5 separate regions of the Homo sapiens genome follow, and all the other regions are linked to region 1. Evidence: chromatin contacts called from ENCODE Hi-C or POLR2A ChIA-PET data. All regions are on one chromosome and are shown on one strand. The core of a region is the stretch at or near the end of the contact, and the rest is flanking DNA. Distances in the headings are between cores, read along the strand shown.

What was found. Hi-C counts contacts between places; a loop is a spot of excess contacts on that map. ChIA-PET counts read pairs that join two places held with the same protein, here RNA polymerase II (POLR2A). Pooled maps may share reads with other maps.
Region 2: a map with no recorded cell type shows a loop between it and region 1 (17-fold over the local background). The contact joins two enhancer-like sites. A Hi-C loop is called at or near these places in 7 of 37 single-sample maps with no recorded cell type and 3 of 50 pooled maps.
Region 3: a loop to region 1 is called in a pooled map, with 2.2 times the contacts of the local background. The contact joins two enhancer-like sites. A Hi-C loop is called at or near these places in 1 of 50 pooled maps. POLR2A ChIA-PET finds 5 or more read pairs at or near these places in 2 of 52 experiments (AG04450 and activated B cell).
Region 4: a pooled map shows a loop between it and region 1 (4-fold over the local background). The contact joins two enhancer-like sites. A Hi-C loop is called at or near these places in 1 of 37 single-sample maps with no recorded cell type and 3 of 50 pooled maps. POLR2A ChIA-PET finds 5 or more read pairs at or near these places in 1 of 52 experiments (activated T-cell).
Region 5: a loop to region 1 is called in a map with no recorded cell type, with 4 times the contacts of the local background. The contact joins two enhancer-like sites. A Hi-C loop is called at or near these places in 1 of 37 single-sample maps with no recorded cell type and 2 of 50 pooled maps. POLR2A ChIA-PET finds 5 or more read pairs at or near these places in 2 of 52 experiments (GM10248 and activated CD4-positive, alpha-beta T cell).

What each region holds. Positions count from the first base shown.
Region 1 is chr12:11,759,305-11,764,096 of GRCh38, reverse strand. The region is part of intron 2 of ETV6 (ETS variant transcription factor 6); the gene reads right to left. Among named protein-coding and RNA genes, the nearest start is that of ETV6, 110 kb to the right of the region's middle. RefSeq lists enhancers at 601-810, 1,141-1,190, 1,691-1,810, 1,821-1,990. Within about 2 kb of position 1,281, at least 10 of the 41 ENCODE cell types and tissues checked have a DNase peak (open chromatin) inside an H3K27ac peak, as active enhancers do.
Region 2 is chr12:12,580,682-12,585,171 of GRCh38, reverse strand. The region is part of intron 1 of LOC107984486 (a long non-coding RNA gene); the gene reads left to right. Among named protein-coding and RNA genes, the nearest start is that of DUSP16, 20 kb to the right of the region's middle. RefSeq lists enhancers at 1-115, 1,670-1,729. Within about 2 kb of position 2,020, at least 8 of the 41 ENCODE cell types and tissues checked have a DNase peak (open chromatin) inside an H3K27ac peak, as active enhancers do.
Region 3 is chr12:12,331,934-12,336,769 of GRCh38, reverse strand. The region is part of intron 3 of MANSC1 (MANSC domain containing 1); the gene reads left to right. Among named protein-coding and RNA genes, the nearest start is that of MANSC1, 16 kb to the left of the region's middle. Within about 2 kb of position 3,194, at least 11 of the 41 ENCODE cell types and tissues checked have a DNase peak (open chromatin) inside an H3K27ac peak, as active enhancers do.
Region 4 is chr12:12,505,233-12,510,128 of GRCh38, reverse strand. The region is part of intron 3 of DUSP16 (dual specificity phosphatase 16); the gene reads left to right. Among named protein-coding and RNA genes, the nearest start is that of DUSP16, 55 kb to the left of the region's middle. Within about 2 kb of position 3,393, at least 13 of the 41 ENCODE cell types and tissues checked have a DNase peak (open chromatin) inside an H3K27ac peak, as active enhancers do.
Region 5 is chr12:12,484,738-12,489,352 of GRCh38, reverse strand. DUSP16 (dual specificity phosphatase 16) reads left to right here. Exons shown (of 7, transcript NM_030640.3): 5 at 2,166-2,325. Among named protein-coding and RNA genes, the nearest start is that of DUSP16, 76 kb to the left of the region's middle. Within about 2 kb of position 2,497, at least 3 of the 41 ENCODE cell types and tissues checked have a DNase peak (open chromatin) inside an H3K27ac peak, as active enhancers do.

The DNA of each region.
Region 1 (4,792 bases), core at 32-2,531:
CTTTTAAAAGTGGAGCTATGTGGAAATAATGCCTGATCCAAAAGGAATGTCTCAACAATGGAATTTCAGGCACCCTGGTCATTCATCGTGGGAGATATTTATGTTCAAAGCACTCTAAATCATTGCAACTGGGTGACCACATTCCCTGCTTAAGTATAACATTCACCCCGTTCACAGTCAACTATAAGCCCTCTGTCCTGGGTCCAAAGTAATGCTATCTGAACAATAAAGGTTTAGAAGGCAGCCACTTTCTGAATCTCAATACTCCTTTAGCAAACAAAGAAGTACCAGACATGAGAGAGCTACACAGCGTCTGCACAGTGCCAATGCTACAATACCCAGTTGTATTTCAAGTTCTTTTCCCCGATCACTGGGGTGGCAGGAATCGTCACAGTAGTAGGAATAATCACAGAAGCTTTGTGAAGCAGGTATCTGGAATAACAGCTATAAGACGATCCCAACGAAAGCACGTGCGTGCACACACACTTGGATTCATCTGAAGCAAAAATTTTTCTCTAAGAATCAAAAGAAAAGCTTATTTTCTTTCATAAGGTCCAAAATCTATTTGATCAGAGACAAATTTCACATCTTTTTAGGTTTTTGTGGGTCTCTGAAGCTCCTCTCAGCACTTGGTCAGGGCATTCCAGTAGTTTCATTTATAACCCATGAGTCTCAAGTGAAGAAAACCTCTCTCAGGGAATTCCTACTTTTGTGTTCCTAAAAGACCTTTAATAAAACCCCAGATACCTGGATGAATATTTGAATCACGGCCAAATTTTAAGGTCAGCAAGAGCCCCCACGAAAAATGCTTGACAGAGTTGTAAATAGGGGAACGAGAACTGCGTCTGTTCAGAGAGGGGACTTTGTGAGGTGGCTTCACTACCACCTCATAGGAGAAGTGAAAGGAGTCAGTGTGGGAGCTGAGGAGTTCAAGAACAATGGCGTGAAGGAATCAGAATGAAAAAGGAAAGCATTTTCTCCCCGACTTTGTTCATATCTAGTGGGAAACCATGCCTAACAGAGATGAACCTTCCAACCCATCCGAATAACAGGTTTGGGAACCTGCACCACCTTAGGGTTCCTTCCTGAAGCAAGGCATGCGAGGAGGAGGAGGAAGGAGAAAGAGTCATTTTATGTCCTCAAGAGGGCTGGCACCAAATCACTTACTCATATTTGTTTCTCTACAAAGAGTTCCTGATGTTGGTGACTTAAGAGCTACTTAAGGAGAAAAAATAAAACCCCTCATCAGCTTTGGTCACGAATCACTGCTGCTTTGGGCGAGTCTTTTCTCCCTAATCTTACACCCCCTTTTCACAGCCCATGGCAATGAGTAGATGATTCCAGCAACTAGTTGAGGGCCTCTATTTAGAAATACTTTCCTTGGGTGTGAGTTTTCATGCCCAGGGGATGGTATAAGTGTCACAGATTCTCTCTGCTGGCTGAGGCGGATGGAAATGTACTTTCAAGCTCAGCATCAAAGCCTTCACTTTAGAAGCTGAAAGCCTTCATTCCCTTGCCAACTGTGCTTTTTTTCTCCCATAATTAATTAATGCAGTATTAATTGTGCATGTGCTACGGAGCCGGCTAAGGGAGGATAGTGTGGCCCATCCACGCAGATCAGCTGGCTCTGTAAAGCCTAAAACCCAGTGGATACCATCTCCAGAGGGAGAAAAACGCAGACTGAAATTTTTTACAGGTTACAGGAAAGGCAAACACGCCTTGAGTTGCAGAGGGGATTGCCGCTAATCACACAGTTGGGGTCAAGTAGATAGTTAGCAGAAGCCACACCTGTGCATGTTGCATGGGGCAAAGGGCCAAGCCACAGACAATTCTCAGGCCAGAAAGGGGGCTATGAGAACAGGGGAGCAGGCCTGTGATCTGGCTGTAAGGTCCTGGGAACCAGCATAAGGCAAGAGTGGCAGGGACAGTCTTTAGAAGCCCTGCAAGGCCTAGGAGCTGGCACCAGTTCTCATCCCACAAAAGCATTAACCCGATTTCAATCACAGGAACCATAGGGAAATGCTCAACAGAGCTGGGTGTTGGATTTCCCTATTTCCTTGCAGGAGGGCTTCCTCCCAAAACAATCACAGGTAAAACGAAGGACAATTTCCTGTGTCATGAAAGTACCACCATCTGCACTAAAATTTGATGTTGAGTCCTAAAAATCAAGTGAATGATCATGAAATCTGGCATTTACAGATAATGTTCCACTGCTGATACCCCTTGTGTTTCTCTTCTGGAATAAGAGAACAATGCGACGATTGAGTTGGGGAGAACTTAGGAATCATATACTCAGGCCATTTCACTTTGCAGATGTGGAAACCACAGTCCTGAGAGATGGAATGAACTGCTGGGATGACCCAAGTAATCAGCCACGTAGAACCAGAGCTCAAGGAACTGACCCCTACAAGAGCATGTTCTCTGCCCTCTTACCCTGTTGTAGCGTGTTCTGGCACACATGCCATGTGGGTAAACTAAGGCACCAAACGTCAGGCAATTTTTCTGAAGCGTGTTGGCTTAACACAAATTATCAGGAAGTTCAGTGTTTTAAGGTGTAAACTCAGTAACACAATCTTCATTCAATCACAGCATCTTTCTTACTGTTTAATAACCATCTGTGAGGTAGATCATCTCTTTAAAAAAGATGGAAAATAATAGACAAGGAACCTCTTTTTACTTCATTTAGTTTTGTTTCTAACACTCCAGAATTTACACACATACCTGAGACTATCTGGCAGATAACAGTGTGCATACAGGATTGGATATGGAAATTTATCTTCCTTCAAGTTCAAAAGATAATTTGGTTTATAGCTCTGATTTTATCCATCTGGGCCCTCTTGTCAGTAATTTATATTATGCTTAAAAATTGGAAAAAAAAATCAGCCTGTTAGCTTGGATATTCTCCTTCTAACCAATAGATAGAATGAAACAACTTTCATTTGCTCCTCAGACTTTTAAAGAGTAATAGGGTGAAGTGGAAAATAAAAGTCTGGGTTTTGGAATTAGATACGGATTCAAATTGGGGCTCCTCCACTTTCTCTGGGTGACCTCGGGCAAGTGGTTTACCTGAGCCTCAGGTATAATATCTACTGTGCAGAGTTTGTTATTATTCAGGATAATATATATGAAGCATATACATATACACACATATATACATATATACACACACACACATATACTTTTATATACACACACACACACACACACACACACACACATATATATAATAATAGTAGTGATCATTATTTCTTCTTCCACACAACAATGCCACAGAGATTCTCTAGAGTGGCTTTATGATCTTAAACACGGTTGACCTCAGAGTGGCTCCTAAGGAGAAACACAGGCTCCTGTGAGCTGGCAGGTAGGGTACAATGACCAAAAAACTAAAGCTCATTTGCAAAGATGAGCTACTTCTGGAAAACAAATGGGTAATAAAATCCTAACAATGATACTTCTCAATCAGAGCTCCATAAATTGCTGGATACCCCTATAATTTTTAAATGGTGCTATTCAACACCCTAAAACTTGTCCTAGGTGCTTTTAAAAAAGTATTGTTACATCTTCCCTTACAAACCTTCACCCTCCTCAGTGAACCATTTCAGTTAGTACCCCCACCCCAGAAGTAGAGAATTTAGCCTCAGCTGACCTGGTAAAATAGGGTATTCACTGCGTAGCCCTGTGCAGTCAACTTTCCCTTCTAGGTATCCAATCGTCATCCACCCCACATCTACAGTTCTTTATCCATTATCCGTACCCATCATCTGCATTTCTATTACTGGAATCTTACAGCCCCATTTGAGAGCTACTGGTATCCATGATCTGCTGGAAGCAGAAATGGAGACCAATGTTGAAAGAATGGGGTTTTGTCCACACACCCAAGATGGAGGCAGTAAATATTGGGGCAGTGTGACTAATTATACTTGGGAATTTACAGTCAGCATGTGGCCAGAGCCAGGGCCAGTTTAAATCTCTCAAGTCCTGCTCTACCCCTCCTTCAGAAGAGATCAGAAAAATGAACCACAAAACACTCACACATGGTACAGGCAACTGAGAATCAGAATCCACCCATGGCAACAGCAAAAGCAGCAACATCTAAACGTCGCTGCTAACGTTTACCTCTGATGAAGTTGTCAAGGTCATCCTGCCAGAAACCCCAAAAGTTTGAATTACTAATGTGGTGTAACTCACACATGAAGCAAAATGGGAGAAAATATCAGTTATTTGAGCATGGAAACTGCTGTATTTGTATATACTCAGCTCAACCAATGCTTTCTGATAATCAGAGGAGGTGAGAAGTAACTTAGAGAAGCACATTCAAGCCAACACACTGAACCTTTATCACACCTGCCAGAAAGCATTAGGTAGATACATGTAAGGGTGACTGTGGAGCTCATGGACAGGAACTCCTCAATCTGCGGAAACCCATCAAGACGAGAGAAAGACCACAGACGTATTGAGGGTTGGGAAAATCCAAGAGGAAGCAACGGACAGAAGAAAAGAAGAAATGGAAATAAAGTTTCTGATTTCCTGTTGCTGTTCAAGTTTCATAAAATGGACTGGTTCTCATCGTCTTTTATTTTTTAAAGGGTTCTCTTAGTCTGCTATAACCTTTCAGTGTTGAGTCTAGAATAAAGCTGGGCACCTCTGGGCTCACATAAATAACACAGAGCACCAGGTAGGGACAACCCATTGTCAACAGTTTCCAAATGTCTACTTCAGAACTCTGAGGAAAGGGAGAGCCCGTGACACTAATGAGGGGCCGTGCCATCTTCATCCTCCCCTCCCCATCCCC
Region 2 (4,490 bases), core at 771-3,270, 820 kb before region 1:
GAGAAGCAAATTCCTCTTTGATTTGATCTCCTCTTTCATCACTCTCAGCTGTTCAGCCCCTAGAACAATCAGGTTTTCCTTCAAATATTGATCTTGTTTCTGTCATTCCCTCTCTCCTATGCCCATTTCTAGGTCCTTACTTCCTCTAATATCATCTACTGTTCATGTCTACCCTTTCCCTGATTCAATTACCTGTGAAAGACTGAGGCCAGACCTAGACTACCTTCATTAATCAAATCATGTCTATTCAAAACCCTGAAGTTCTTCCCTATTCATATAGACTTCTTGCTCTTCTTTGCTGTCAAAATTTCCTCTAATCTGATCTCATACTAGACAATATTTCTGCCAGGTGGCTATATTGTAATGGGAAGTTTAATGGACTTGGAGTTAGTGGATCTGCTTTCAAATCCTAGCCCCGTACTCAGCAGAATGACCTTGGGCAATTCACTGACTCTCGAAACCTTGAATCCCCATTTGCAAAACTGGGGTGATAATACCTATGTCATAGGGAAGTTTATGAGATTGTAGTAATATCTGTGGAGACAGTTTAGCATTGTGCTCGGAACCCGTGTTTGGGCTGACTTACTTGGTTCAATACTAGGCTTTCCCACTCAGTAACTATGTGACCTGAAGCAAGTTCCTTAGCCTCTCTGGGTTTCATCAGTTTCATCTGTAAAATGGATACATTACCTATGAGGTAACATATACCTCATAGGTCTGTCGTGACAATTAAATGAGATAATATATGTAAAGCACTTTAACACAGTGCAAGGCACATTGTAAGCTTTAATAGGTGTAAACTATTATAATTATGCAGCAAGAGACCTAGTGTAATCAGCACTTGATATATGTTTGGTAAGTTTGTTTGTGTGAGACAGTGTCTCACTCTGTCACCGACACTGGTGTGCAGTGATCATAGCTCACTTGCAGCCTCGACCTCCCAGGATCAAGCTGTCCTTCCACCTCAGCCTCCCAAGTACTATACTCCCTGGGACTATAGGCGCACACCTTCACACCCCGCTAAATTGTTTTGTATTTTTGTAGAGAAAGGGTCTCACTGTGTTTCTCAGGCTAGTCTTGAATTTTTGGGCTCAAGCGATCCACCCACTTCAGCCTCCCAAAGTGCTGGGATTATAGGCATGAGCCACCGTGCCCAGCCTAAGTATGTTGATGAATTCATCTTATTCAGATGATCTTAACTTCCCATTAATTTTTGCTATGTACATTCTTATGCCACCCTTCCTCCAGACAGGCTGACTGCTTTGGTTTTCCATGAATATATCTTTCACTTTTCTTGCCTTTGATAATGGTTTCCTATTATAATTTATAATTCATCACATGAAATAGTAGGTACTATATCATTTCTAGAATGTCATAATTTCTCTTTCCTGCCAATCCAGATTCTTTCCATTTTTTAAGGTCTCTCCTAAACGTTGGCTTGGTGACACTTTCCCTCATTACTTCTGTACTTATCAGTGTCTCATTTTTCTGAACCAATTACCCTTGGCTTAGCACTTGATGCCATTAATCTGTCAGGTACACTTAGCTGCTGTTTCCTGTATATTCATTTTGTGTCTTCAGCTCAAATGAAAACAGTCCTCAATCCAGCCTTGTTTCAGAACATGCAGTAAATATATAGTGACTATTAAATCTATTAGATCCAACATTCTAGAATAATTTTTCAGGTCTACAGCCTCTTATCAAAAGACTGGCCTATGAGGGTGGGCAGAGGGTTTGGGAATAAGAAGTTCCTGCTGCATTGGACAAGGTCCTTTCGCCTCTGGGCCATGTTGTCAGCGAAGTACTTAAGCACAGGGGCTCCGAAGGTGAGGGGCTGGGAGTAGACCATCAGACCATCCCTGACACAGACAGGAAAGTGTCCCCATTCAAATCTCATTCTTGCTGTGACAGGCTTTGCCTTTAACTAGTTTCTCAAACTTCTTGTACTTTTACACAACATTTGCCCTACTGAGAAACTGGCTTTGCGTGAAACTTCCCATGGCTTGAAGCAAGTCCCCATGACGGTGTTTGCATACCACTGGGGTTTTGTTCCTCCCACACATGCCAATAAAGATGAAGTGGCACTAAGATGACGTGATATGAAGGACATCACTGCAGCCTGCAAAGCAGAGAATGTTTGAACTATGTCAAAGAGTCATACCAGGGTTTCACAATTACAGAAAAGGCCAAGAAAGACTAGTCAAGAATGCAAGGTGAATAACGTTGTCTCTGCTCCAGTTCTCACGGGTGCTGTAGCCCCCACTGAACGCCCATTTCTCTGCACTCCTGTAGTACATATCATCTGGACTACACAATTCAGTCCTGCATTATACAGTGTCCTTCAAAAATTGCTTTGTGTGTTGTGTTCTCCCAGCTAGTTGTAAGTTCCTGAGAATACAGACCACATCTTATACTTCCTTGCTATTGTATATAGAGCCTTGCAATACCATTTAACTCAGTGTTGGGCACAATAAAATTCTCAACAGTAAATGTTGATGGATTTGGTTTTGGAAATGTAAATTTATAAAAAGTGGCCCTGCAAAGGAGAATGAGAAGACTCACTTCCTTTTGAGGGCTGTGGGCCTGGGAGTCCCATCGTCATTTGCAGTGTTGCCAGCAGCAGCAGCCTTCTTTCACAGGACAGGGAGTCAGTACAGCACCAGTAAGACACGTGGTTTCATTGCTTTCCCACTCAGAAGAAGACCACTCAGCACAGTGCCGGAGACCCTGCCCTGATTCCCCTTTCTCCTCCCAACCACAAAGGCCATGCAGGTAGAACTTGAGGGGCATCAGAGATTATCTGACTGAACTCCCTTGTTTTGTAGATGAGGAAACAAGGCAAGAGCAGCTGAGGGTGGTGGAAAGCATATGCATGGGCTTTGGAGTTAGGCAGTACTGGACTCTAATCCCAGTGCTGTTACCCTTTAGCTGTGCGATTGTGGGAGAGTCTGTTAACATCTCAGAGCCTTGATTTCCTCATCTTTAAAGTGTAACAATGGCGACCCACAGGAAATGTTGTAAAAACTCAGGGAAATAATATATGCAAACACAGTGCTTGGCAATAATAGATGCTCAATACCTGTTGGGCTCTCTATTTTCCTTCTCTTGAGTCTCCTGCCCAAAGTCATAAAACAATTTAGTGCTAGCCTCTCCTGTTTTTCAAGCTGTTTTCTTTCAATCAGGTACTAAAGCTAACCTCCTACCCACTAGAAAATTAGGATCAACCATTAACACATTTTTTAATGCTGAAATTTATAACAAAATTTTTAATGCTCACCAGACGTGGTGGCTCATGCCTGTAATCCCAGCACTTTGGGAGGCCAAGGCAGACAGATCACCTGAGGTCGGGAGTTCGAGACCAGCCTGACCAACATGGAGAAACCCTGTCTCTACTACAAATACAAAATTAGCCGGGCGTGGTGGTGCATGCCTGTAATCCCAGCTACTTGGGAGCCTGAGGCAGGAGAATTGCTTGAACTCAGGGGGCAGAAGTTGTGGTGAGCCGAGATCACGCCATTGCACTCCAGCCTGGGCAACAAGAGTGAAACTCCATGTCAAAAAAAAAGAAAATCCCAAGATTTGGACATATTTATTTGGAGCACTTTTATATACCTTGAGATAAAAGAACTTAAAAGATAGAAATACTAAATTTCAGTGTCAGATTCAAAGGTATTGAGGTTTTATCCATTTCCAACTACAGTGTTTGAACTTTTGGTACTCCTAAAATAGTACTCATGGCCTTTTACCCCTTACAAAAATAAAAAAAATTCTGGCTTTGGTATATTTACGTGCTTTGCTTTGCAACCTGATATTTTTCACCTGTCTTTCTTAAGACATACTCTGCCGTCCATTAATCATCAATTGGATCTAAAATGAAAGCACCGCTGTTGGGGTTCTGTTAAAAAAATAGAAACTCTCACTCTGTCATGCCGTCAGTGGCACAACCATGGCTCACTGCAGCCTCAAACTCCTGGGCTCAGGTGATCCTCCCACCTCAGCCTCCTGAATAGCTGGGACTACAGGTATTACAGGTATACCCAGCTAAAAAAAAAAAAAATAGAAACATATTGGTAACAATCATGTGTAGTGGTTTTGTTTCAGAAATAAAATACACATTCAGTCAGGTGTGGTGGCTCATGCCTGTAATCCTGGCACTTTGGGAGGCTGAGGCAGGAGGATCACTTGAGCCCAGAAGTTTGAGACTAGCCTGGGCAACACAGTAAGACCCTCTCTTTACAAATAAATAAATAAATAAATAAATAAATAAATAAATAAATAAATAAATAAATACGAAAATTAGCTGGACATGGTGGTAAGTGCCTGTTGTCCCAGCTACTAGGGAGGCTGAAGTAGGAGGATTGCTAGAGTCTGGCAGGTTGAGGCTACTGTGAGCTGTACTTGGGCCACTGCACTCTAGCCTGGGTGACAGAAGAGCAAGACTCTGACTTGAAGAAAAAAAGAAATGGACATTCATATCATTTATAAAAGTG
Region 3 (4,836 bases), core at 1,945-4,444, 570 kb before region 1:
GATCACTTGAGCCCAGAAGTTAGAGACCAGCCTGGGCAACATGATGAGACCTCATATCCACAAAAAATTAAAAAAATTAGCCGGGCATGGTGGCATGAGCTTGTAGTCCCAGCTACTTGGGAGGCCAAGGCAGGAGAATTCCTTGAGACCAGGAGGTCAAAGCTGCAGTGAGCTGTGTTCATGCCACTACACTCTAGCCTGGGTGACAAAGTGAGATACTATCTCTAAAAAAAAAATAGGAAAACAAGGTTCTCCCTTCTGGAACTTATGTTTTAGGGGAGAGAGACAATAACCATAATAAATAAATAATCAAGAAAAATATAGTCACAAGTGCTATGCACAGAATTGAGACAGGACGGTATAATAGACAATCAGTAAGTAAAGTTGTAACCCCTAAACTGAGATCTGAATAGTGAGGAGCCAGATGTGAGGAGATCAGGGGAAGACCTTCCAAGTCCAAGGTCCTCAGGCAGAATGCTTTGGAGTGTTTGAAAAACCAACACTCCAATCCCAGCTGGTTGACTCATTGTGAAATACGCAGAGAGTGATATGCAAAACGGTGGGGAGGGCCAGATCACATAACACCTTGTAAGTCATAGGAGGGAGTTTTTTTGTTTGTTGTTGTTGTTTTTGAGACAGAGTCTCACTCTGTTGCCCAGGGTGGAGTGCAGTGGCGCGATCTCAGCTCACTGCAACCTCCGCCTTAGGAGGGGCATATGCCACTACACGTGGCTAATTTTTGTATTTTTAGTAGAGATAGGGTTTCACCACATTGGCCAGGCTGGTCTCGAACTCCTGATGTCGGGTAATCCACCCACCTCGGCCTCTCAAAGTGCTGGGATTACAGGCATGAGCCTCCGTGCCCGGCCGGGAGTTTTTAGGTGTGTGGTGGGAAGCTGTTGGGAGTTTTATTTTTATTTTTTTTTTGAGATGGAGTCTCACTCTTTTCACCCAGGCTGGAGTTCAGTGATGCAGTGTCGGTTCAGTGCCACCTCTGCCTCCCAAGTTCAAGTGATTCTCCTGCCTCAGCCTCCTGAGTAGCTGGGACTACAGGCAAGCATCACCATGCCTGGCTAATTTTTGTATTTTTAGTAGACATGGTCTCGCCATGTTGGCCAGGCTGGTCTCAAATTCCTGACCTCCTGACTCATGTATGTAATCCCAGCACTTTGGGAGGCTGAGGCGGGCAGATCACAACGTCAGGAATTCGAGACCAGCCTGGCCAACATGGTGAAACCCCGTCTCTACTAAAAATACAAAAATTAGCCGGGTGTGCTGGTGCGTGCCTGTAATCCCAGCTACTCAGGAGGCTGAGGCGGGAGAATTGCTTGAACCCAGGAGGCAGAGGTTGCAGTGAGCTGAGATTGCGCCACTGCACTCTAGCCTGCACGACAGAGCAAGACTCTGTCTCGGGGAGAAGAAAAAAAAAAGGTGATTTCTCAAAGCTCACCGTAGCCGCCCTCTTGGGAATGGACAGTGACACAGCAGCAAAGTGGAAATGGAAAGACTGGTTAGGAGGCGCAGGTGAGATCTGGGTGAAGAAACAGGGAGTGGCGGGCGAGATGGAGAGAGTAGTGGACATATGGGCTATTCCGAAGTAGAGTTGACAGGACTTGCTGGTGGTGTGGGTCTGGGGAACCAGAAAAAAAGAACCATCAAGGCCAAGTCCTAGTTTTTGCCTTGAGCATCCAGATGAATGGTGACACCATTTGCTGCACTGGGGGAAACTTGAGTAGTTTTAGGGTTGTGGAATGGAATCTAGGTGGAGTGGAATCTAGGGTTCTCTCTTGACTGCATTAAGTATGAGGGGCTTCGGGGAATGATACTGCCCAGGGTGCCTGCGTGTTGACACTGCTTTGCCCCCTAGCTGAGGCTGTGTCTGAGTTTTGTTCATGTGCCAGGGAAGCCTGATGGGTCAAACATCCTCTCAAACAGGAGCGTGAAGCACAGAGTATTGTGTAAATAATTGTTGTTAGGATACGATGATAGAAATTACAGCTGAATTTGTTTTCTAATACTTCTGGAGTGTTGTTACTTTTGTAATGCACATATAAAAGAGCATGTATGGGATGAAGTTCCTTGCCAATGGGAACGGAAAAAAGGGAACTTGGCATGTGCATAAATCTTTTTAGGGCGAGTGTGAAGGTAATGAAGTGAAATTAGAATTAAACTGTTCTTGTGGCAGCCACCAGGGGGCGTTGCCGGCCCCTGAGCAGGTTGATGGACACCTAGGGGCAACGTGGCACCAACCCCGGACATAGTATGCAAAGGACTGTTTATATCTACAGGATGTGTGCAAGTTGTGTTTGTAATTCTGTGTATGAATCTGTCCATGTTGATGAATTCATATTACCCCATTAAAAATGAATTATCTGCCTCCTGCCTGGAGTGAAATTAAATACAGATTATCTGTTTGGTGGTTTGTTTCTGGAAGAACTCTATTTCTTTTTCTTTTCTGTCTCTCTCTCTCTTTTTTTTTTTCTTTTTTTTTAAGGCAGCATCTCACTCTGTTGCCCAGGCTGCAGTGCAGTGGCGCGATCATGGCTCACTGCAGCGGCGCGATCATGGCTCACTGCAGCCTCCACCTCCTGAGCTCAAGCAGTCCTCTCCATTCAGCCTCCCAAGTATTTGGGACTACAGATAATGCACCACCATGCCAGGCTAATTTTTTAAAATGTTTTGTAGCAATGGGGGGGTCTCAGTATGTTGCCCAGGCTGGTCTCAAACTCCTGGCCTCAAGCAATCATCCTGCCTCGGCCTCTCAAAGTGCTGGGATTACAGGCATGAGCCACCGTGCCCAGCCTCTATTTCCTATATCCCATTGACTAATATTTACGGACCAAGAGTTTGAAAGATGACAGTGGATTCTGTTCATTCTCTAAAGCCATTGCAGTTTGGTATTTAATCTTTTATTGTTGTTGTTGGCAGCTTCATGGCATGTCATTTTTACCAAGGACTGGAAGAATAGGAGAATTCAGACATAGAATAAATTGGGAGTCTGTTTGCTCAGCTGGGGTCCCAGTAATAGTCAGTCTCTCATTTTTCAACTCAGTGAAGTCGTTTGAAAATAAAACTCCAAAGAGGAGTTAAGGGCGCTGAGCTGCTTTGCAGCTCCCTTTGTGGCTCATCTCTGCGTGACTGAGAGGAAGCACCATGCCCCAATGGCAAACATGAGTGGGTGAGGCGAATGGAGCAGGTGTGGAGGATCCCTTTGTGGTTCTAGGACCTCTGCCAACAGAGGAATCTTATCAAGAAGTGGGACTGGCCCTAGCTTTGCTTTATTTATGAGCTTGCATGCTTGAGAAAGAAAACAGCTGTTTTGGCCATTCTTGTCAATGGCCATATTTAAGTTCTGATTTCACACACATCACAGAGTGTTTACTTAAACAGTCTTTTTCTTTTTTAACTTTAAAATGAATTATAGGCCAAGTATGATGGCTCACACCTGTAATTCCAGCACTTTGGGAGGCTGAGGTGGGCGGATTGCTTGATTCCAGGAGTTCAAGACCAGCCTGGGCAACATGGCAAAATTCTGTCTCTACAAAAAATACAAAAATTAGCTGGGCATGGTGGCATGGCATTGTGGCCCCAGCTGCTCAAGAGGCTGAGGTGGGAGGATTGCTTGAACCCAGGAGGTTGAGGCTGCAGTGAGCTGTGTTTGTGCCACTGCACTCCAGCCTGGGTGACAGAGCAAGACCCTGTCTCAAAAATATATATATATATATTTTCAAATATATTTCATTTGACCCAAATTCTACTTTAGAGTAGAATACTATATCCTAGAGCAGATGTCCACCAACTTTTTCTGCCAAGGGCCAAATAGTATTTTAGGCTTTTCACACCAGTACTTTAGGTTTTGAAATACAGAAATTTGAATTTTGTATACCTTTCCTGTGTCACACAATTTTCTTTTGATTATTTTTCAGCCATTAAAAGAAATATAAAAACTGGCCAGGCATGGTGGCTCACCTCTATAATCCCAGCACTTTGGGAGACCGAAGGGGGTGGATCACCTGAGGTCAGGAGTTTGAAACCAGCTTGGCCAACATGGTGAAACCTCACCTCTACTAAAAATAGAACAATCACCCAGGTGTGGTGGCACGCGCCTGTAATCCCAGCTACTCAGGAGGCAGAGGTAGGAGAATCGCCTGAATCTGGAAGGCAGAGGTTGCAGTGAGTCGAGATCATACCACTGCACTCCAGCCTGGGCGACAGAGTGAGACTCTGTCTCAAAACAAATAAAAATTTTAAAAAACGTAAAAACCATTCTTAGCTTGCAAGTCATACAAAGACAGATGGCAGGCCAGATTTGTCCATCAGGCCGTAGTTTGCTGAGCCCTGTCCTAGATGGACGAATAAGTGACAGAGTGACAGTGCAAAGAACCTCTCAGAGGGGTAAGGCTTAGAGAGTAGTCACGAGATGGCATGAATCCGTAGCTGCCTCTGGATCCGTCTGTAGGAAAGAGGAGACTGAGGACCAGTTTGGAAACTGGCATGGAGGTGAATTGAGGAAGAAAAAGGAAAAGAGAGCAGGAGTGAGTGGACTGAGAAATGCCAGGACATTCCTCTGCTTCTTTCCTTGTGTTTTCTGCAGTTCTAATGTGAGATGGTTAGCCTAGCAGCAGAGTGATACATGGCAATTCACCTGGTCATTCCCTGCACTTGATTGCTTGAACAGGTCTTTCCAGTTTGAGCTGTGATAAATGGGGTGTGTGATCAGGAGAAAAATTCTAAGCTTCATGGAGCAGGAGCAGGATCTGGGGCTGGTTTCTCCTCAGCAGGCATCGGGACTGTATGGTTTTTCTGCCCTCTGTGTCTACAGTGTGGTCATCATGA
Region 4 (4,896 bases), core at 2,144-4,643, 740 kb before region 1:
CGGGACTCTCCACACCGGTGTGGAGTCCTGCGCCATTTAGGGGCATCAGAAAAAATTTTCTTTCCCTTTTATGTAAAGTCCTGTGGATACAGCAGAATCATAGTAAGGATTCAGTGTCGCTTTTGGATAACCAAAGTGACACTCGCCAATTTTATCTTTTTTCCTGTAGTAGAAGAAAAAATGTTTTTTTCTTGCCCTGTGCCTCCTCACTCACCCTGAGAGTCTTCTGGGGCATTGTGGTCTAGGAATAGGAAGCAGATTTTGTGCCCCCACCCACACCAACTAGCTTTTGGCTTTGAATGGAATCAGGAAATCCTTCGGAACACCAAAAATATACAAGACTTATGTCCATCAACAGCTATTCATTGTAACAAGGAAGGATTCAATAAACATTTATTGAATTCTAATTATGTGCCAGGCACTATGCTAAATGCTGAGGTAATTACAAAGAATTATGGATAATTCTTATCCATAAGCAGCTCACAATAGCTGGAGAAGTAAGACGGGTCACAACACATACACAGTTATTTCACAGTTACTAGGTCAGTGGTAGGTACTGCCAAATGATTGGTATAAATTTTATAGAGCCTCTAAGCTGGACCATGTCTAGATACGCTGCTCAAGGAAGTTTGTTTTTTTTTTTTCTTTAAACGCAACAGAATTAGGGAAGATAGTATCATGAAACTTTTGTCTTAGTGGTGAGTATGTGTAGGTGTTCAGAGGGTTTGAGTGTAAAATGTATTTTGTTGATCCTGGTAAAAAAATTTTGGGACCATACTGCTATAGAAGAGGTGTAACTTGTGCTTGCCTGTGGTTTAGAAGGAAATACAAAATGGATTGGAAAGGTTGACTTTTCAAAAGCCTAAAGGCGGGAAAGCACAGATGTGTTAGGAAAATAGTAGGGAGACTCTGTGACTCTGGCTCTCCTACCTACAGAGCTTGTTAATTCTGTTCAGCCAAGTGGTAGATTCTGGCTGTATTCCTTTTGATGGGTTATTCTGGTTGCAGTCTTTAGAACAATCTTTGTTTCAGGACGTTTAAGAGGAGTTTTTCTGGGCATAGTTATGTATTGCCAATTTAAAAGATCAGCAGAATAGTTACCAGTCTACATCTTCTGAGAACTCTTCCTTCTTGAATAACACATCTGGATGTTGCTGATGGAGTTGATTTAAATATTATCCTGAGTTATAAGATCTGGACATTCTGAGTCATAAGAAATTATAAGTTGCATAATTTTAGTGTTTAGTGATTTGTCTGCTGGTGCTTTGAAAATTTTTCATTCATTTGTTGTGTATGTCATAACTGTTGTGTATGTCATAACTGTTGCATATGTCCTAATACCAAAATTAGATAGAATTTCCCATTTCCCAACTGTGTCACGTGATAGGGTTGTTTAATATAGGGCAAGCTCTTTTGGAGGTGTCATTTATGGGATAAGTTTTGTGAGATGTAGGCTACTTGTCAGCCTTCCTGAAAGAGAAATGCGTATCTATCCACTCTCCTCTTGGTCTGTGCTCCAGTAGATGGGGGTGGATGGAATAAGAGCTTTAAATTAATGCTTTAGATCATTTGGGATTTTTCTCTTTAGTATGGCTCAATTGGAGAGTTGGCTATATGGGAAAAGGTGGAATGCTGCTAATGCTGTGGAAAAAATGCTATGCTCTCTACCTTCCTAGGAGTAATTTACCAAACCTGTGTGGCTTGGCTTATCCAGACCAAAGTATCTACATTGAAACATTAGTTACATATTTTGTTTGCTTTCTTTAGGGGTATGAAATTATGTTGCTTTTTTTTTTCTTTTCTTTTCTTCAACTAGTTTCAACTCTCCATGTTTACTGTCTGCTGATCCCGAAAGAATTGTGACCATACTTTAGTCTGTTTTTGAGTGTCTAGAGAATAAAGTTGCCTAAATCAGACATGTCAGACTGAGGCATAACAGAATTACTCTTAAGAGCAATTAAAGTACTTTACTGCAAAATAAACATTTTCAGTATTTTCCATTTTTAATGTTAGAGTTGTCTCCTTTGTGTGATGGTAAAGCAACAGATTTTCTTTCCAGTATGGAGAGAAGAGAGAACTGTCCTCTACAGGTGAAGGTGTACTCTAGTTTTTCACATATATTCTAAAATAAGCAAATGAAAGGATTGTGTTTATGTTACAAAAAGGGAGTTTTGTTTTACAAAAGAATTAAACTACTTGAGAACTACAAAAGAATTTAATGGCTGGGCACGGTGGCTCACGCCTGTAATCCCAGCGCTTTGGGAGGCCAAGGCGGGCTGATCACCTGAGGTTGGGAGTTCGAGACCAGCCTGACCAACATGGAGAAACCCCGTGTTTACTAACAATACAAAATTAGCCGGGCATGATGGCGCATGCCTGTGATCCCAGCTACTCGGGAGGCTGAGGCAGGAGAATTGCTTGAACCCGGGAGGTGGAGGTTGCGGTGAGCGGAGATCGCACCATTGCACTCCAGCCTGGGCAACAAGAGTGAAACTCCATCTCCAAAAAACAACAACAACAAGAATTTAACCGCATAGTTCAAAAACTGTGAAACCATATGAACTATATGCAGATGATTTAAAATACAAAAGTTAAATTTGCATATGACTTTTTAGGAAAATGTCTTCCATAAAGTAGAGCTTTATATCAATATTATTTCTTTGTATAACCATGGAATCCATTCACAATATAGGGTGGGAGGGCAGTTCTCTTTGATTCTGCCTTCCTTGAAGGCGGCTCTGCCAGTTGATAAATCCCTAGTGACTTGCTCCCTATTTAAATGAAGGCATGAGTGGAAAGGCCCTCTGTCTCTCCCTGCAGGAAACCATCTTTAAAGTCATGGAACTGCTAAAAGGAGAGGGATCTATTTTTAGAACTTTGGCCTTAAAAACATTTTAAGAATATCAGTAAGCCACAGTAAAGTGCTACTTTTGTTTATTATGTAAATATACTTTCATTTAAAGAAAATACTGTGATATATAACTGATTGCATGGGTGAGAGGGAAGAGAAAAGAGTGACTAATTGGAATTGTTTAGTAGAGTTGTTATATGTATTTTATTTTACTTGGCAGATTTTTCCCCCCCAAAATGGAATGGTGGTTCACGTTTGCTTTTACAGAAAATCATATTTATAATTGGAATTGTGAAGGAGGTGATCTTAAGGGAAGACGTTTTCATGGCTGAATTAGGAGAAGGTGTTATCTAAATGAGGAATGCCTTAGAAGCTGTACCAGATGTTTTCTGTGTCGGAAGTAGTATCTATGTTTTTATTTGTAAACATGCATTCTTTTGGTTGGATTTATGGAAGACTAACAGAAACATGGGTTTTAGCATTGCGGTCTGGCTGCCTGTGCATCCACAGCTGTAGAGGCCAAGACGCTTCTCTGCCTGCAGGGACTGCCCATCCCTGTTTCTCAGCAGGCTGGAAATAGCTGTGTATTTGTCTTCCTTCCTCTTAGCACAGATACTTCCAGAGTAGGGGGCACAGTCATTCTTAGGTTCAGGTCCATGTTAGGGAAACACATGTGGGTTACTATGACTTTGTTTTCTGCATTCCCAGATGATAAACAGCATAAAATTAGGAATAGGAGAAACTTGGCAAGATTGGACAGTGAGCCAAGTCTTCAGACAACTTTAAAAAATAGGCGCAAATTTTTTCAAGAAGCTTATCAGTTTTTCGGTACTGCTTTTCACAGTAAATAGCGGATAACGGACTGATGTTATGTCTTGTAATGGAATCTAGCTTGGAGTCCCTGGGACAACAAAGTTATGATAAGGGCAGATAAGAGGACGCTTGATTCTTTGTCTCCGTTAGCCATTTGGAGCAGAACGTTTGCATAAATGAACTTTTCTTCTGAAGTGGATCTTGTTTGTAAGAGAACTTACGAAAGGAAGAGGGACATTTTAAGCATGTTTCAAAACTGAGTTGCTGGTGAGGCCACAGTTAGTTTTTAGAGGTCCAAGGGAAATCAGGCAGTGTCTCATCTGTTGTTAATTAATGAAACGAAACTGGAGTCACTAGAGTGCAGCAGTGAATGAAAGGTCAGTGAATGGAAAAAACTGTCAATGAAGGAGGATGTCAGCAGAGTGGAACATTGTCATAGATAAAGATCAGTGAAAATGTGCTCTGGCTGAGGTAGGGTTTTCTGGAAGTGACTGGGAGCCAGTCTGGGACATTTCAAGCCAAACTGAGCACTAAATGAATGTTCTGATTGCAGCTAAATCTGTTAAATATTTTTAAATATTTGTTTGAGTTTGTTCTAGATATCAGTTGAGAAAGATTTGTGAAAAAGAGGCTTCTTTTTGTTTTATAATGTGTTTTACAGTGTAGTGTTGTTTTGTTTGGCTCTTTTGTTTTGAAGCTGAACAATGGTTTCTTTCTCTCCTTTCTGTTCTCTGTCTTAGAACTTTCTAGAGCCACACTTACTTTTGAGGTCCACTGAAATCAAAGTGATCTAGGATCACTGTACCAATTAACGATAGAACTGGACCTCGAACAGCCTGGCTGATGGCTCAGTTTATGATTATTGCAGAATTGCATCTCCTCTGAAAGTTGTTCTGTGGGGGGTGACCTGACAGCCAAGGTCTACTACCAACTTGTAAATGGTGGTCATGAACAAACCAGTGACCATATTTACATTTCAACCAGTTCATCTGTAAACTTTGTTATTGGTGTCATGTGAAATTGCCTTTAAAGAGATTCTCCTTTCTCTGTTCTTGTCGGATCTTCTTCCTTCTCCCTCATTGAAGCCTTTGAGCGATATAGCTTTGGGGAAACAAGGCTCTTCCATCAGTTTGGGAGAGGACCATGGCCTTTTTAGCCTGGTCACAGCTGGGGAGGCCAGGACCCCATGAATATCATCAGCAAGGCTGTCCCTGCATCCAAGGGAGAGTTGA
Region 5 (4,615 bases), core at 1,248-3,747, 720 kb before region 1:
ATAGAAAAACAAATGTAACCTTTGCTACATGTACAAAAGTTTAAAGGTTGTAGTAAATACCATTAAGATCTACGTAGCCTGATTGTTAACCTAACAGAAGCATGAGACCATCAGAAGACTTGGGCTCTGGCATAGCTGAAGGGTGTTGGCCAATCTAAGAAATCCACCTAGTTCCAAAAGCTGTTTATTGACATTGTCATCTCAGAGATAAGAGATGGTTGCATACACAATCTGGATTTATGCTGTCCACTTTTTTGTTTGTGTGTTTGTTTGAGATGGAGTTTTGCTCTTGTTGCCCAGGCTGGAGTGCAATGGCGCGATCTCAGCTCACCACAACCTCTGCCTCCTGAGTTCAAGCGATTCTTCTGCCTCAACTTTCCCGAGTAGCTGGGATTACAGACATGTGCCACCACACCTGGATAATTTTGTAGTTTTAGTAGAGTTGGGGTTTCTCCATGTTGGTCAGGCTGGTTTCAAACTCCCGACCTCAGGTGATCCTCCTGCCTCGGCCATCCCAAAGTGCTGGGATTACAGGCATGAGTCACTGCGCCCGGCTGCTGTTCACCTTTTATGTAAAATAAAGTATATTTATTGTGCCAAATGTAGTAAATGAAGAGATTAGGGAACTGGCATGTTTCAGAAGGGTAATATAGGAAGAAAATTGCCCATTTTCTTTCAGGTAGTTGGAAAAGATTTGTAGAAAAGGTAGTATTCCAAGAGAAGGAAGAAATGACCAAGATTGCTTAGACTAAGATAATTATTCCAGGCTTGGAACGTCTCCTGAGAGGCAGCAGGGGGATGACTAAATGAAGCGGGTTTGTGTGGGCTTGCCTGCTAAATGGTGGATGGATGTCAGTTGAACAGATTGTTTTGAGTGCAATTCTATAGCTGGGCTGAAGGTGCAAAAACAAGACGCGGTCCAAGATCTTACTCATTACTTCATTACATAACAGGGGAGATGAGAATTATCTGTTAATGGTAACACACTATGGTAGGTGCTTAATTAATGGTGTGAACAAAGTACTTTGGAAGGACAGAGAACTGAATGGTTAATTATGCATGAGTGGGAAAGAGTTCACAGATGAGGTTAAAGTAGGAAAAGTGGGAAGAGTGTCTTCTGGAAGAAGGACAGGGCCTTCTAAGCACAGGAATCGTGTGAACAGAGGGTGGGTATACATTTGACGTTGGGGGTGCTATATGGGACAGGAGCAGGAAATGAGACTCAAGGAAATGAAAAGAATGTGGATAAAGCACCCAGCTTGGGGTTAATCATAACAAAGATTCCTCTAGTTGTTCAGAACATGGTTTGGAGAGAAAACCACTGCAAACTTCAAGAGCTCCTGGTGGCTTTTTTGGTTATCTTGGCTACTGAGCAGTGAATGGGTATAGAGAGGAGAGAGGATCAATGGAAGAGGTTATTCCAAAAGGATTTGGCAGCCATTTGGATGAGGGTCATGGGGAAGAGAAAGGAGCCCCATTTTATTCTCGAGCTTAGTTGGCTGGGTCGATGTTATTACCCTAAACCAATTTGGGGATTACAGAGAGGAGGCAGGAGTTGGGGGCAGAAAAGGGAAAAAGAGAATATGTTTAGTTTCTGACATTTTGAATGTGAAGGGCCTGTGGAACATCCTGATAGTCAGTAGGTAGTTGGAGATACGGGTTGGAAATTTAAGAGGACACACACACACACGCCATCAGCATGTAGAACTGGTAATTAAGACTACAGAAGTAAGTGCAGCCTTCAAAGAGAGTATTTAGAGTGAGAAGAATGACTAGAATTGTATCTTAGAGAACCAGCGTGTTCCGTGTGGGAAGAAAATGTTGTGTGTCCATATATTCTAAAATCATATAAACTGTTGTTTTCTTTTGTATTCTTTGTTCCACTTCTCTCTCTAGTAATGAAGATAATAGAGACTTGACTATATGAATGATGTGTGGGCTTCAAGCATACTATTTTAAATAGCGTTTGTTGTCCTTAAATTTTTTTTTTTCTTTAAACTTGTCTCTAGATGTCATTTTGCTAGGTTTTTGGACTTCACTGATCTGAATGAATTATATTTCAAGGAAACTGGGCATTTTTATCATCACATTAAACTTCACTCTTTCAGAATGATCATGTTTACTATATTATTAGTCACTTTAACTGCTACTCTTTCTCTCCATAGGAGCTGATGCAGCAGAATGGGATTGGTTATGTGTTAAATGCCAGCAATACCTGTCCAAAGCCTGACTTTATCCCCGAGTCTCATTTCCTGCGTGTGCCTGTGAATGACAGCTTTTGTGAGAAAATTTTGCCGTGGTTGGACAAATCAGTAGATTTCATTGGTAAGTAGCTCAAATAATATTGCAGGTCCTGTGGGTGATCGTCTCATGTGTAGGTGAACCCCCTCAGCCCCCCATTTTTTCTTTAGAGAAAAGGAGCCTATTTCAGAGATTTCAAAAGTCTGAAAACAGCACGTGGTGCAGCTTACTCATCTGGTGGTCAAGGTGACGTGTGTGTCACACTGTCCCTAAGGACTGGCCTTGTGACATTCTAGCTAACATTTAACACCACCAAGGTTAAGCTTCACAGGATCTGTAATTATGTATTTGCAGGTGTTTGAAAATCAGTTAAGCTTTTAGGGTTAAATTCTTCCCCCAACTTTTTCAAATCCTATACAAGCCTTTGGGAAACTTTGGTAATATTCCCTGTTGCCTTGTTGCTGTGTTTTTTACAGAGAAAAGTCAAATCTTTTGAAAACAAATCCCATTACATTTAAGTCTTTATGTCAGTGTTTCTGAGCCGGGGTCCACATGCCAATAATTTCAGGTAGTGTTTGATCTAACAGAATTTTCACACACACACACACACACACACACACACACACACACTCTCATTTGGTTATTTTCCTGGCAATGGTCTTGACGGGATCTCATCTGTGCCATACTTTGTTGTGCTTCCTGGGCTTGTTCAATTCTGGAGCTTCTCTGGCCCCTGGGTACTTACTGCTGAGGCATTTTGGTGCCACAGGATCAGATCTGCTGGGTGGTAACTTGGTGATGTGTATTTGGAATGTGGCTTTAGTGGACAGTGGCTGAGCAGAGGAGAAACACTGCTAGCTCCTGAGCAACATACCACAGTGACTCTTGATGTTCCATGTAAGGAATTTTTTTTCCCCCAGTTACATAAGTTGGAGCACCCTAATCCATAATTACTCTGAATTGGTTACCATTACCATAATTAAAAATAAAAGAACTAGTTCTTTCAAAAAAGTGGAATTGGCCAGGCGCGGTGGGTCACGCCTGTAATCCCAGCACTTTGGGAGGCCTAGGCGGGTGGATCATGAGGTCAGGAGATTGAGACCATCCTGGCTAACACAGTGAAAACCCATCTCTACTAAAAATACAAAAAATTAGCTGGGCGAGGTGACAGGAACCTGTAGTCCCAGCTGCTCGGGAGGCTGAGGCAGGAGAATGGCATGAACCCGGGAGGCAGAGCTTGCAGTGAGCCAAGATTGCACCATTGCACTCCAGCCTAGGCAGCAGAGTGAGACTCTGTCTCCAAAAAAAAAAAAAAAAAAAAAAAAGTGGAATTGGCCAGGCACAGGGGCTTATGCCTTAATCCCAGCACTTTAACAAGCCGAGGCAAGCAATCACTTGAACCCAGGAGTTCGAGACCAGCTTGGGCAACATAGCAAAACCTTGTCTCTACCAGTGCACCTGTGGTCCCGCCTACTCGGGAGGCTGAGGTGGGAGGATTGCTTGAGCCAGGAGGCGGAGGTTGCAGTGAGCTGAGATTGTGCCACTGAACTCCAGCCTGGGCAGTAGAGCCAGACCCTGTCTCAAAAACAAAAAGTGGAATTATGTATATTAAGCCCCATATTATAATTTTCACCTGTGAGGGGAATATTCTATTTAATGCTTTTGGAACTTTAAGTAATTCCAAAACACTTGCCTTTTTTTCAAGATTTCCAGGTTGCTGAGGGTTTCATCTTCAATTAGGATTCATTCTGTGAAACATCTGAAGATAAATGACTTAGTTCATATTAAAGTAATCACAAACAAATGGCCAGGTAGCTCACGCCTGTAATCCCAGCACTTTGGGAGGCCGAGGCTGGCAGATCACCTGAGGTCAGGAGTTCGAGACCAGCCTGGCCAACATATAGTGAAACCCCACCTCTACTAAAAATACAAAAATTAGCTGGGCGTAGTGGCACATGCCTGTAGTCCCAGCTACTTGGGAAGCTGAGGCAGGAGAATTGCTTGAATCCAGGAGGCGGAGGTTGCAGTGAGCCAAGATCGCGCCACTGCACTCCAGCCTGGGTAACAGAGTGAAACTCTATCTCAAAAAAAAAAAAAAAAATCACAAACAAACCCCCACAAGTTAACACACACCCTCCCATTGTACTTCTAAAAAACATTCAGCAAATCATTGTTTTTGTCTCTTTAAAAAATAACAATTGGCTGGGCATGGTGGCTTACGCCTGTAATCCCAGCACTTTGGGAGGCCGAGATGGGGGGATCACCTGAGGTTGCTGGAGTTTGCGATAGCCTGGCCAACACGTCTCTACTAAAAATATAAAAATTAGTCGGGCATGGTGGCGGGCACCTGTAATCCCAGCTACTTGGGAGGCTG